Linked DNA regions of Homo sapiens: regions 1, 2 and 3 are each linked to region 4. The links are chromatin contacts, found by Hi-C or POLR2A ChIA-PET in ENCODE. All regions are on one chromosome and are shown on one strand. The core of a region is the stretch at or near the end of the contact, and the rest is flanking DNA. Distances in the headings are between cores, read along the strand shown. Region 1 holds the start of SLC50A1 (solute carrier family 50 member 1). Region 2 holds the start of KRTCAP2 (keratinocyte associated protein 2). Region 3 overlaps KCNN3 (potassium calcium-activated channel subfamily N member 3). Region 4 holds the start of PMVK (phosphomevalonate kinase).

Region 1 (2,962 bases), core at 291-2,790, 200 kb before region 4:
TCCACCCACAACACTGGAGACTTCTGGGGGAGATAAATATGTGTTTTTTTCTGTGTGCTTGGCACACACAGTAGGAGCTTCATAAATGCTTGTGTGATTTAGCAGGGACGCAGAGCTAATCATCTCATTCTCACCCACAGGCCCTGGCTCTGAAAGAAATATCAGAGACAAAAGCCCTTTCCCCTTAGCTTGTTGGCTGAAGCCCAGGGCAGGCAGCATAGGCATCTCAGGCTAGGCAGAGCTACCAGCCTTGCCTAAATGGGGGCAATGTGTTCATCTCAGAAGGCTGGCTTCATAGAGGAAGGGGACCTGCAAGGCTGGAGAGGCCTTCCTGGAAAAGGTGGCAGTGCCAGCTGTTACAGTCTTCTAGGAAATAGTGTTTGCCCTGCCAGCAAGGCAGGGCGTGCAGCAGATAGGTGGGTCCAAGGGAGGGCCTCTACCTTCCGAGGGCAGTAATGCAGATATGCCAAGATATACAGGGTCTGAAGCGCAGCACCCACTGTGTTGACGACGATGAGGATCCCGTCTCCCTTCAAAGCCCCATAACTCAGCCAGCCCAGGTTGCTGCAGGGTGGAGGGGATGGACATGGCTCAAAGGGTTCAGTGTGAGAGGAGGACCCAAAGGGTCTTTCACTCTTTTTTTTTTTTTGAGACGTAGTCTCGCTCTGTCGCCCAGGCTGGAGTGCGGTGGCACGATCTCGGCTCACTGCAAGCTCCGCCTCCTGGGTTCACGCCATTCTCCTGCCTCAGCCTCCCGAGTAGCTGGGACTACAGGCGCCCGGCACCACGCCCGGCTAATTTTTTGTATTTTTAGTAGAGACGGGGTTTCACCGTGTTAGCCAGGATGGTCTGGATCTCCTGACCTCGTGATCCGCCCGTCTCGGCCTCCCAAAGTGCAGGGATTACAGGCGTGAGCCACCGCGCCCGGCCAAACCTCTTTCACTCTTGCTCCTCCTGCCCCGCCCCCACCTCCCTCTGGTAGCCTTTCCCACTACCGCAGCCGTCGGCCCCTCACTTGACTTCCGTGGTGAGAAAGGGCAGGAACTGGACGTTGTCCACACTCCGGGTCATTCGCATGTGCCTGAGGTCCGAGCTGTAATGGGGCCCCGAAGGGAGGGGTGGGGGTGGGAAGGGAGAAGCAGAGTGCTAGAGGGGGATGCCCAATGCCTGTCATCCTTTCCGGACCACCGCAGACCCCGCCCCCTCTCCCCCCCGCCAGCTATCCTGCCTTCTCCTTCAGGCCTAGTGACCAGCCTCGCCCTTGTACCCCGGTCCCCTCGACCCGATCCCACTTTGATCCCGGTTCCGGACGAGCCAGGTGCTGTGGCCACGTCTCTGTCCCCTCTCTCTCCTTTCCTGACTGCCTAGTCCTCCCCAACCCAGCCCGGCCGCACTCTCACAGGCCGGCGGAGAACATGCCAAGGGTGAAGACCACGCATGCTCCGTAAATGAGCGAGTCCAGAAAGCCGCCCGCCTCCATTACGACTAGAGTCGGATCCCGCGCCCAGCGCCCGCCGCGAGCCTGCGGTTGCCGGGACCTACTGCAGCCCAGACCTGCGGCTCTGGAGCCCCGCCCCGCGCACTCGGCTCCGCCCCCGCACGCTCGGGCCGTCCCTCCGGAAACTGCGCCGAAGCCCCACCCTCCCTCCGACGCCGAACCGGAACTCGCGCCCCTCTCCTCCGAGCGCCTTCCCAGTACCCTGGTCCAGACCTCTTCCATGTCCCGGTCAGTCCCCTTCCTAGGGCTCCGCGGGTGTGTCCCCGATACCTGCCGCTGCTCACACTCTGCCTACCCCTTGGATCATCTAGACGCCCCCAGTCTCAACGCTCGTGTTCCCACAGGCCTGTGCGCCTTCGGCGGTGGACCTCCAAACAAAAGCTTGCTAGTTTAACAAGACTTCAGCACGCTTTCCATCCAGAGCTCCACATCAGAACCTCAGTTGCCCAGGGTTTGGGAAGTTTTTTTCTGGAGTGTGCTGCCGAAGCTTTTTCTCAAAATAACACATTACCAGGAATCACCAAGCCTTCCTCTTTTGCCCTCCCTCTCGGGTCAACTTTACATGACGTGGCCAATCCACTGACGCCTCTATCACTGACCCCCGGTCCAACCCACTTGTTACTGGGAACTTTCCCTCCCAGCCTCCCACACGTCTCTGCTAGTGTGGCTGTGGGGCGGGGCCGCATGCCTCAGCTGGCGTTCCCAGCTTCCCTGACTCACCGAAACAGCGTGAGTACCTGAATGGTAGTATGCCAAAGCCCTGCGGTGACGGAGTGGGAGTGGGGTAGAGGTCGGATAGGAAGAACTTCCAGAGTGGAGTGCAGCTCAGAACCCGAGAGACAGCTGTCAGGAGCACTCCGGTCCTGGACAGCCCTCAGAGGAGGAAACATCCCACCCTTTTGGCCTCGTGAGGGGCACACATTCTTTGGAGAGAAAGAAATTCAAACCCAGTTGCTACTGTTGTAGCACAGAGAGCCTCGCACTTAGCAGGGACTCAATGGTCATATGTTTTAATATGGAGTGGCAGAAAAGCATGTCCGAAAAAACACATTGCTTTATTTTGAGACAAAGAACATTGTATAAAAAAACTCCAGTTGTAGAAATCAGGACAGACACACAGCAACTTATATACAGATACTATACACGTGGGCCCTGCCCTTTAGGCTACACTCTAGGCAGAATGTACACATGGGCACTGCCCTTACAGCTACACTCTAAGAACAGGTTGGCACAGCCCCCCTGCTGGCACAGCTCTGGGGAGTGCTGCCCCAGGATGGGAGAGAATGCAGTACCTGGCTACAAACTTCTCTGTGGCAGCTCCACAGATGAGGTCTTGCTGGGAGATGCTGGGTCAGCCCAAGCATGCTGCCTCTCCTGTACCTGGCTTCCAAGCAAGAAACTGTTTCTTGCTTTTCCTTCAGTCAGTTCATCTGGGCATCCTGGCTCTCTCCTGGAGGGGGCATC
Region 2 (3,024 bases), core at 349-2,848, 240 kb before region 4:
GCAGCTCCGGCCTGCGGCCACTCCAGCCTCCATTCCCCATCCTTCACTTCCCCATCGGTCTTACCAACCCATTCCCCTTCGCCCCCATCAGGCCCTCCCGCCCTCTCCCGCAGCGCAACCCGGTCAGCGGCACCCCCTTCTCCGAACTAGCGGGGGAATCAAGAGCCCCGCCTACTCGCCCCCTCCCCACCGGAAGTCCCCTCCCCCTCTTGGTGGCGAGAGTGGGGGTCCTCAGGCTATGCCCCACCCCCACACCTCACCTTGGTCCCTCTCTTCGCAGCCATCCCGGTCAGGGGCGCAGCTGACACAAAGGAGGGAGGAACAAGGAGGGGGGGAGGAAGTGGTGGGGGGGAACACGGTTGGCACCGCCCCTGGGAGAGCCAGGCACGGGTTGCCATGACAACCGCAGGCTCGGAAGCAGCCCTGAGTGGGGGTGCGTGGGGTGGGGTCTTGGGGAGGGGTCCAAATTGGGAACTGCACTGTGGGGCGGCTCCTACATCATCCCCCACCTGTCCTCAGTTTTCTTGGAAAATATCCAAGCTCACACGTCCCTCTTCTCATAACAGGGCCTTTCCCCTGAAGCCCCAGCCCCGGTGCACTGCTGGAGGCCACCCCAGCCCACCCGCTGCGTCTGGGCTGCTCCTAGCTCCTCCTCACGCTCCAGCACACCGACGCCTTCACGGCACTCACCTCCGGGCTGCTCCCGGGATTACCCTCTCATACCTGCATCCCGACCCTCCCAGCCGTTTCTGCCATCGCTAGCCCCCTGTCTACATCCCAGCATCTTCCTGGATCCCCACCTGTTCCAGGTCCCAGCTTGCCCCAGAACCCTATACGCCCCCTCCCCTTCCCTCGACCCCACCTTAACTCACACTGATGCGGACCAGTGCGTCCATGATGGAAGTGAAGGTCTGCATATCCTCACCCTCTGCCATGGCCCTACCGTGCCCGCCCGCCCCTGGGTGCCCGATCCCGGCTGCGGCTGCGAACCCCGGGCTTAATGCAGGAGCCCAGTGGGGGTGTGAGGAGGGCTGGGGGTTGAGGTGTCACTGCGCATGCTCCCGGGACCAGCCTCGAACAGCGCCCGTCGGGGTAGGGGGTGGGAAATAGTTCTCCCCACGTGGTTCTCGAAAGCCGGTCGGGGGGTTGGGGAATATGGAAAGGTATTTGACGGGGGAGCCATTTCTTACATTCTCATTTTTCATTGGCTCCTAATTTTACTCATATAAAGCGGGGGATTAGTTTCGGAGGAAAATGAGTTCCTGGTTGGGAGCACTAAATTTTAGGTTGGGAGATGTTGAGGCATGGGGCAGGGAGGTTTGAGGAACGTGCACTAGAGATGAAAGAAATGGCAAAGAAGACAGAGATGGGATAGATGCCACAGGCATGGGCCCAATGACTTAAAGAGATAAGTGCACCTTGTACAGAGTGGCAGCAGACGCACCAGGTACGAGGAAAGCCTGAGGACCAGGGCGGTGGCCGAGGATGCCCCCTCGACGCATTATTTCCTCCCTGTCGCAAGAGGGCGCTGCGTCCAGGCACTGAGAGGAAGAAAGAGGAGAACGCGAGGAGTAGCAAGTCCGCGGTAAGCGCTGACGCATGCGCATAGCTAACCGCACCCGGTTCAGCTCGCCTTTCTTGGCCAGAGGCGCCGGTTGGACTCACGGGCGGGGCATGATGGGTAACAGGACCGGTGGGGTCCCCAGGAAGTCCTAGAGGGGGTCGGGGTTTGGGTGGACAAGCTTTCCTCGTCCTCTCCCGACAGAGCTGACGTGTCCTGGGTTCCACCGGGAGCGGGCATTTCCACCGGACGGGAGGGTTCGGGGTGTCCGGGGCTGGGGAATACGTAGGGGTTGCCGCGCGGTGTGGGGAGTTGGGGCGTGTGGCTGCAGTCCCGGGAGTTCTTGGAGGGGGTCGGCCCACCGAGCTTCCGGACCGGCTGATCTGCCCGTAGCTTGCCGGAGGGAGGGCGGAGCCTGACTCTCCGTCCCTTCTCCCATCCCCTCCAGTGGTGGGTACGGGCACCTCGCTGGCGCTCTCCTCCCTCCTGTCCCTGCTGCTCTTTGCTGGGATGCAGATGTACAGCCGTCAGCTGGCCTCCACCGAGTGGCTCACCATCCAGGGCGGCCTGCTTGGTTCGGGTCTCTTCGTGTTCTCGCTCACTGTATCCTCCCTGCAGTTGGAGGGGGCGGGCCACGTAGGCATGTGCCCTTCCCCTTCCCCACACAGCTCTGTCCCCGTTGCACACCCTACTCCTTAACTCCCTCAACCAGGCCTTCAATAATCTGGAGAATCTTGTCTTTGGCAAAGGATTCCAAGCAAAGATCTTCCCTGAGAGTAAGTGAATATTGGAGCTTGAGTATTTGAACTTTCTCCTCTTTAACCTCCTGAAACATGATATTGAATTTCCAGATGCTTAGGTGAAAGGTTGTTAAGGAGAAATATATTTACTGAAGCTGTCTGAAGACAGATGACGCTTTTCGATTCTGCACCTTGTATAGCTCCTGGAGTTGGAGCTGGAAGAGAAGGCCTTTGAAAGCAAGAAACTTTGGTACCTTCTGGCCAGCTCCCAGGGAAGGTTTGAGGGGAACAGGCAAATTTGGGCTGATGTTTTGCATCTATTCGCTGGGAGGCGGTCCTTGTTCCCACCAGAAGAAGCAGCAGGACCAAGTTCACTATGGAGTTCTGATGTGAAGTTAACTCAATATTAGAGAATTCTACTTATTTGAGGGAATTGTGAAGAGCCTAAATACTAGAGGCACCAAATATCTATGGCAGCAGGAATCCTGACCAAATCAGAATAACTGTTAGATTATTTCCTGTTTGGAATAATTCTTGTTCAATTGCTCATGTAATCAAGAATTGATGATTCAGTTATTTATGGAGAATTAAGTTTATAAAGCAAATTAAGTGTCAAGGCCAGATTACTTAAGGAATGCCACGTGCTCAGAAATTCACAGCAGATGCAATCTCATGTAAAACCCTCATGTGGTAAAACAAAGATCTATCATGGTTGCCCTTAAT
Region 3 (3,083 bases), core at 268-2,767, 190 kb after region 4:
ATTCCCTGGGGGCTACTTTGCAACCTCTGCTGAGTCAGAATTCTTCCCACTCGCCCTGACGTCCCAGGCTCCTCCTTGGCACCCTGTCTTCTCTGTGGCAGGGAAAGACGCCCAACCAGAGCTCCCACGTCCTGCCCTGGGAACCCCACTGCTCTGGGAAACAAAAACAAGAAAATTCCTTCCCAGGGTACTTGTTCTGTGCTGTTCCTCTTTGTTCTTGGTCACAGGGTGATTCCCACGTCCTTCCCACACTAACCCTGCCTAGGTGAGGCTGCAGCTTTGTGTGCCTTCCACAACATTTGCTTGCCTGGGGAGCTGCCTGCCTTTAATTATCTTTGGAAAGCATAACTGAGAAGAGCAAGACACCCGTCTTTTCTTTAGGGCTCTTGCCAGGAGCACTGCCTATGCAGCACTTCCCTCCAGGGGGTGCCATTCACATTGAAGTCTTCGTGACTGGCACTCCTTGGAGTTGCACAGTGCGCAACCTATGCTGCTGAACAGGGCAGCCCTGGCTCTGTCTTACTCTCCTGGGAAGCATGGCTCATTATAACACAGATCCAGGATGAGATACCTGAGAGAGAGAGAATCCCCACCAGTCTCTCCACTCATCTCACCTCCCTTTTTAGGTCTCCACCTCCTCCAAGGTGTAATATGGTCAAAGACAGGGCTCCTCCAAGGTGCAATATGGTCAAAGACAGGGCTGTGGATGCAGGCAAGTCCAAGCACACACTCGGGCCCTGCCACTCAATTGATGTTTTATTTTGTGCAAGTTTCCTAATCTAGTAATTAATCAAGTGATCCTCCCACCTCAGCCTCCAGAATAGCTGGGACTATAGACACGTACCACCATGCCCTGCTAATTTTATTCATTTTTTGTAGAGACAGCATCTCACTATGTTGCCCAGTCTGGTCTTGAAATCCTGGGCTCAAGGGATCCTTCTGTCTCAGCCTCCCAAAGTGCTTGGATTACAGGCATGAGCCACTGCACCTGGTCTAATTTTCCAATTCAGTAAAATAGGAAGTGACAGTTATGAGTCTTGTTTTTTGAGGATTAAATTCAGTAATGCGCATAAAGCTTTGGCCCACATGGCACGTGATTGGCACTTGAGAAATGATAGTGATTATTGTTATCTCTTCAAATAAGATTAGCATCCAGTCTTACCTACCACACAGAGATAGCCCCAGAAATAAAATGAAATGAGAAGTAGATCATCTCTAAGATCTTTGAGGAAGTATTTTGCAAGAATCCCAACTACTGTTGTTCTTCTCTCTGTATATAAAAAACGATGAACTGTGAAGCCCCTTTGCTTCCAAGTCACGCTCTGTGACTGATGGCAGATGTCGGGAAAGGCTCAACCAGGAGAGAGAAAGCTTGCAGGCGCGGGCGGCAGACTGAGGGCCCCGGGCGGGTGGAGCTCAATGAAAACCACAGACAGACAGCAGCTGTGAGAGCAAGCAGAGACCCAGAATGGCTTTAAACAGAAAGCAGAGGCCCACAGCAGGGAGTGAGATGAGACCAGGTTTAAACGTCACTTTCCCCTAAGTCCTTGTTCATTCACAGCTTCCTTCAGTAGCTCTGACCAGCTTTCTCAGCACCTGCCGACCGACAAACCAACCAACCAATGGAGGCTGGTGCTGGGGGTGGAGATGGCCAAGAGCCGGTGGTGAGAAGTGAGGGAGAATGGGGAAGAAGGGGCTCCACAGAGGGCACTTGATCCGGGACGGCTTTCCGGAGGAGGTGATTTCCTAGGCCTAAGGGGCCTCCGGGCAGAGGGGCCAGCATGAGGGAAGCTCGGAGGTGGGGGAGCATGGATTGGAGGAGAGAATAAGCAGTTGCTTGCTGGGGTGTCATAAGATGCGGCAGTGCACTCAACGCTACAGGAGCAGGCACGGGCCTTTTTCACCAGCCTAAGGATTTTGGAATGACTCTTCTATCAGCCAACAGTTTCCAACCTTATTTATGTACTTGTTTCTTTGATTCCAGCGATGCAGGAGAGATGATATTCAGACAGCCGACTTCTGCTGTGGGTGTGCCCCAGGTTATAAATCATTTCCATCAGGCTAGCTGGAGTCCCGGCCCTTCCTTTCCACTGAAGAAAGCAAATCAGAGTACCAGATAGCGAGAGTGATATTATCACAGGATAGCCTTGAAACTGCCATAACAAAAAAAATAAATCGTTCACAAATGTCAATCCTTCAACTACTATTAGCCCCAGAGAGACTGTTTGTCTGCCCCAGTGTGTCGCTGTGCAGAGGCTGAGAACGTCCCCTCTCCTCTTCCCACACCTAGGAGAGGGGGAGCCACTGGTAGATTGGGAGCAGGGGAGGGTCTGGAGTTTCAGAAAGATTTCCCTGGCTGCAGTGTGGAAGGGGGATTTGAGGGGAAGACGGGACACCAGCTGGGGAGGCTGCTGTAGTAACAGAATGCTGCCCCCACCACCCCTGGGTACAGTGGTGGCTGGGATGAAGAGCAAGGGCAGTTTTGAGAGAGCTAGAGGAGCCAACCTCCACCGGACTGACTCACTGGATGTGGAGTGATGGGGAGGAAGCTCAGGAACAGTGTCTGGTGTCCTAGTGTGGCTGGCTGGATAGCTGGTGGGACTGCCCACGAATAGGAGGTGCAGGAGGAAGAGGGCCGGGGTTGCAGGGGACCTGGGCAGCAGGGAGAGGGCAGGTAATGAGCAGAGTTGGGGATCGGTTGAGCTTAGTTTACCTGCCACCCCTCCAGAGATGTCCCACGTTGGGGGGACCCATGCACCTACTCCAGATGTTACCCTCCCCACTTTACAGCACAGGATTCTGCCTGGTGACATTTGATGCCATCTGTATCTGGCCACCCAGTGGGTGCAAAATGCAAGTTTGCTGATTAAGCAAAATCAACCTGAAGCAAACAAAGACTGATGTCCCCAAGGGATAGCCAGCTCCTTGGAGGCAGAAACCCTTTCCCTCTAGGGCAGAGCTTCCTCTGTGGGTCCTCACAGGGGAGGGTGGGAGAGAGACTGAACAAGTGAAAGGGAAAACAAGAGAGGAGAGATGAGAGGGAGGTGGAGACAGTGCTTCAAAGGAGAAAAAAAGAAAAAGAA
Region 4 (2,840 bases), core at 309-2,808:
CAGAGTCAGAGAGGGAGGTAAGGGGCGTGCATTGGGTCAGGTGAGGAAAGAGACTCCGGGAGTAAGTTCTGACTCCTTCCATGTGACTCAGGTAAAACAGGAGATGTGGACTTTCCGTGGAGGCCCAAATACATGTTTATTGAAGATGAGCTGGAAAATCTGATTCTGTGTTGAATGACGAAGTGCTAAGAATAAATAACAACCCCTTACATCTGGATGATACTTGAGAACTTACAAAGTATTTTATTGTACCTTGTCATATATTTTCTTCATTCCTTTCTTATTATAACCCTGGGAAGTGGGCCTTATCAGTGGTAAACTCAGAGTGACTTGCTAAGTGTCCAAGCTGGGACTGAAAATCCACTCTGTGCTGCCTTCTAGGGCGTTGATGAGTGCAGTGTTTTCTGGGTTGCTGAAAAAAAACAAAAAAAACCCCAAAAAACAAAAAACCACCTCCTTAAGTCTGTTCTTTTTGCATCTGACCACTCTCCTGTGCCTCTTTTCAACATTCAGGAAATTAATGGTTTCTCCCTAAGTCTCCACACTACACTTTTTCTCTAGTGGAGGCAGTAATGAGTTGCAGGCTCTGTTCTGACATGCTCAGAAAAATGCAGGACGGCAAGTCATAGCCAAAAACAACTCGACGTACTCAGCTGGGGCAACCCGTCACCTACTGCGGGAAGAGGCAGAACCGGGGATGCAGGGAAAGGACAGATTATTCTTATCCTGCCTCTCAAACTTCTGGCTGGGAGCCAGACTTCGGATGAAACCAGGCAATCTCATCTAGGGATTCAACGCTCCCTTACTATTGATGTCACCCACGCCGTTTGCTTCCGAAAACCTTTGGGCCGGAGGCTGCGGCTAGAAAAGCAATCAAAGGTTTCTCGCCGGGCTTAAAGGGCCACATCTTAGTGACGTCTCGGGTTATAAAATCTGCTTGACAATGAAATATCGTGTGCGCGATTCTGCTCCTCCCCCGACATGACGTGGCCAGACACGCCGCTCGCGTCAGGGCTGCCTTACGCCCCCAGGAAGACCCATTCCCACTCTGGGGCGCGCGCAGATTTGCTGTGGCACATGTACTATAACGCACAGGCAAAAGGGCAGTTTCCAAAACGTCTCCAACGTGATCTCACTCCAGAGATTTTTTTTCCTAAAGTTTTAGGGCTGCGCGGAAGGGAACATGGGGTTCACCTCAGGAAATTTCAGACGTCACCCCCCTCGGAGGAAGGTAGTCGCGTCCGGTTCCTCCCCGGGTGTCAGTTAAGCAGGCCAGGCTGTGAGCGAAGGTTCTGGGCGGGGCTGGACTGTTCTAAGTGAGTTCGGGTGGGGGAGCTTCACGAGGGGAGGCTGCTCTGTGAAGGAACCGCCTTTCTCTCCGCGTGTCTCACCCTTTTCTCCCCATATCTGTTTGGACATGAGCTGAGGGCACGGTCGCGGGCGGTCAGCCCTGTTCGCAGCTACGGCGAGGAGGGGCGCGATTGTTCCTTGTTGCCGCTCCGCTTAGTGGCCGCGTCCATTCCGCGCGGTGTCCCGATTTTAGGGGTAGGGAGAAGTGTCAGCTTCAGGCATCGCGAGGCGTGGCGGCCCCATGGCCCCGCTGGGAGGCGCCCCGCGGCTGGTACTGCTGTTCAGCGGCAAGAGGAAATCCGGGAAGGACTTCGTGACCGAGGCGCTGCAGAGCAGGTGTCCGTGAGGCGGGAAAGGTGGAAGGGGGAGCTCTCCGCATCACGTGACACGAGGAGTGCTTTTGGGTGTCACGGAGTGAGCTTTGGAGTACGGGTCGTCCGTTTGCAAGGCAGGAGGAGCACTGGGCTGGGGAAGGTGGAATGCCACCATTACATAAAACAGTAGTCTACACAGGCGAGCCTCAAAGAAGCAGGTGACCACCTCTCCAAAGACCTTCAGCTGCAGGTCTCTCTGAGAAGCATTAATAATGGTTCCTACGAAGGCACTTTCTATATACCAGGCGTTGGATACCAGCCTGGGCAACATGGCGAGACCCCGCCTCTACGAAAAATCCAAAAAGTAGCTGGGCGTGGTGACGCGTGCCTGTGGTCCCAGCTATTCAGGAGCCTGAGGTAGAAGAATCGCTTGAGCCCGGGAGGCGGAGGTTGCAGTGAGGCGAGATTGGCCACTGCACTCCAGCCTGGGCGACAGAGCGAGACCCTGTCTTAAAAAAACAAAACAAAAAACCCTCTTCACCTCTTTGTTAGGTACTGTGTGCCATTATTAGCATCTCCATTTCACAGGTGAAGAAACTGAGGCTCTTAAAAAGTTAAACAGGCCGGGTGTGGTGGTCATGTCTGTCACCCCAGCACTTTGGGAGACAGAGGTGCGAGGATGGCTTGAGAGCCCAGTAGTGGAGACCAGCCTGGGCAACACAGTAAGACCCTAGTCTCTACAAAAAAATGGAAAAGTTAGCCTAGTGCGATGGCGAGCACCTCTAGTCCAAGCTACTCAGGAGGCTGAGGTGGGAGGATCGCTTGAACCTGGGGGCTACAGTGAATTGTAATCATGCTACTGTCCTCCAGTCCTTGCAGCAGAGCCTGAGACCCTGTCTCGAAGTAAAATAAAATAAAATAACATACGAAGTTAACAACAAAAAACCCTTGCTGGTCACAAAGTAAGTGGCAAATCCAGGATTCAAATTCAGCTTTGTGGTTCATGATGGGCATCTCAGCAATTAATATATAATTGAAACAAAAAGAAAAAAAACCCAAACAAATTCAACTTTATCTTGCGCCAAGGACTGGTTTCTTTCTGTTTTATCTGGCTGCCTCCCCAAATAATAATACCTTTTGCACAGTGTTTTCTGTCAAAGCAAGATCTTCTGTGCA

Evidence for each region. A loop is a pair of places that touch in the nucleus more often than their neighbours do. ChIA-PET counts read pairs that join two places held with the same protein, here RNA polymerase II (POLR2A). Pooled maps may share reads with other maps.
Region 1: a loop to region 4 is called in a map of ascending aorta, with 4 times the contacts of the local background. The contact joins the promoter of SLC50A1 here to the promoter of PMVK in region 4. A Hi-C loop is called at or near these places in 1 of 168 maps with a recorded cell type or tissue (ascending aorta) and 14 of 50 pooled maps. POLR2A ChIA-PET finds 5 or more read pairs at or near these places in 4 of 52 experiments (Caco-2, HepG2, MCF 10A and 1 more).
Region 2: a loop to region 4 is called in a map with no recorded cell type, with 7 times the contacts of the local background. The contact joins the promoter of KRTCAP2 here to the promoter of PMVK in region 4. A Hi-C loop is called at or near these places in 2 of 37 single-sample maps with no recorded cell type and 9 of 50 pooled maps. POLR2A ChIA-PET finds 5 or more read pairs at or near these places in 5 of 52 experiments (CD4-positive, alpha-beta memory T cell, SK-N-SH, activated B cell and 2 more).
Region 3: a pooled map shows a loop between it and region 4 (4-fold over the local background). The contact joins the enhancer-like site here to the promoter of PMVK in region 4. A Hi-C loop is called at or near these places in 14 of 37 single-sample maps with no recorded cell type and 13 of 50 pooled maps. POLR2A ChIA-PET finds 5 or more read pairs at or near these places in 6 of 52 experiments (RWPE1, WTC11, activated CD4-positive, alpha-beta T cell and 2 more).

Annotation. Positions count from the first base shown.
Region 1 is chr1:155,134,430-155,137,391 of GRCh38, reverse strand. SLC50A1 (solute carrier family 50 member 1) reads right to left here and starts at 1,540. Exons shown (of 6, transcript NM_018845.4): 1 at 1,401-1,540; 2 at 1,016-1,093; 3 at 441-564. The coding sequence starts at 1,480. EFNA1 (ephrin A1) reads right to left here. Exons shown (of 5, transcript NM_004428.3): 5 at 2,493-2,962. RefSeq lists a silencer at 1,500-1,739 and an enhancer at 2,010-2,099.
Region 2 is chr1:155,171,878-155,174,901 of GRCh38, reverse strand. KRTCAP2 (keratinocyte associated protein 2) reads left to right here and starts at 1,598. Exons shown (of 5, transcript NM_173852.4): 1 at 1,598-1,681; 2 at 2,010-2,164; 3 at 2,274-2,337. The coding sequence starts at 1,678. It overlaps TRIM46 (tripartite motif containing 46), which reads right to left and starts at 1,053. Exons shown (of 10, transcript NM_025058.5): 1 at 873-1,053. The coding sequence starts at 935. RefSeq lists silencers at 515-809, 979-1,068 and enhancers at 818-1,326, 1,399-1,448, 1,649-1,748, 1,327-1,835, 1,939-2,218.
Region 3 is chr1:154,746,590-154,749,672 of GRCh38, reverse strand. The region is part of intron 3 of KCNN3 (potassium calcium-activated channel subfamily N member 3); the gene reads left to right. Among named protein-coding and RNA genes, the nearest start is that of KCNN3, 120 kb to the left of the region's middle. RefSeq lists enhancers at 1-275, 1,171-1,380 and a silencer at 473-522. Within about 2 kb of position 1,517, at least 12 of the 41 ENCODE cell types and tissues checked have a DNase peak (open chromatin) inside an H3K27ac peak, as active enhancers do.
Region 4 is chr1:154,935,437-154,938,276 of GRCh38, reverse strand. PMVK (phosphomevalonate kinase) reads left to right here and starts at 1,558. Exons shown (of 5, transcript NM_006556.4): 1 at 1,558-1,686. The coding sequence starts at 1,592. RefSeq lists enhancers at 168-1,109, 1,089-1,288, 1,110-2,052 and a silencer at 2,009-2,108.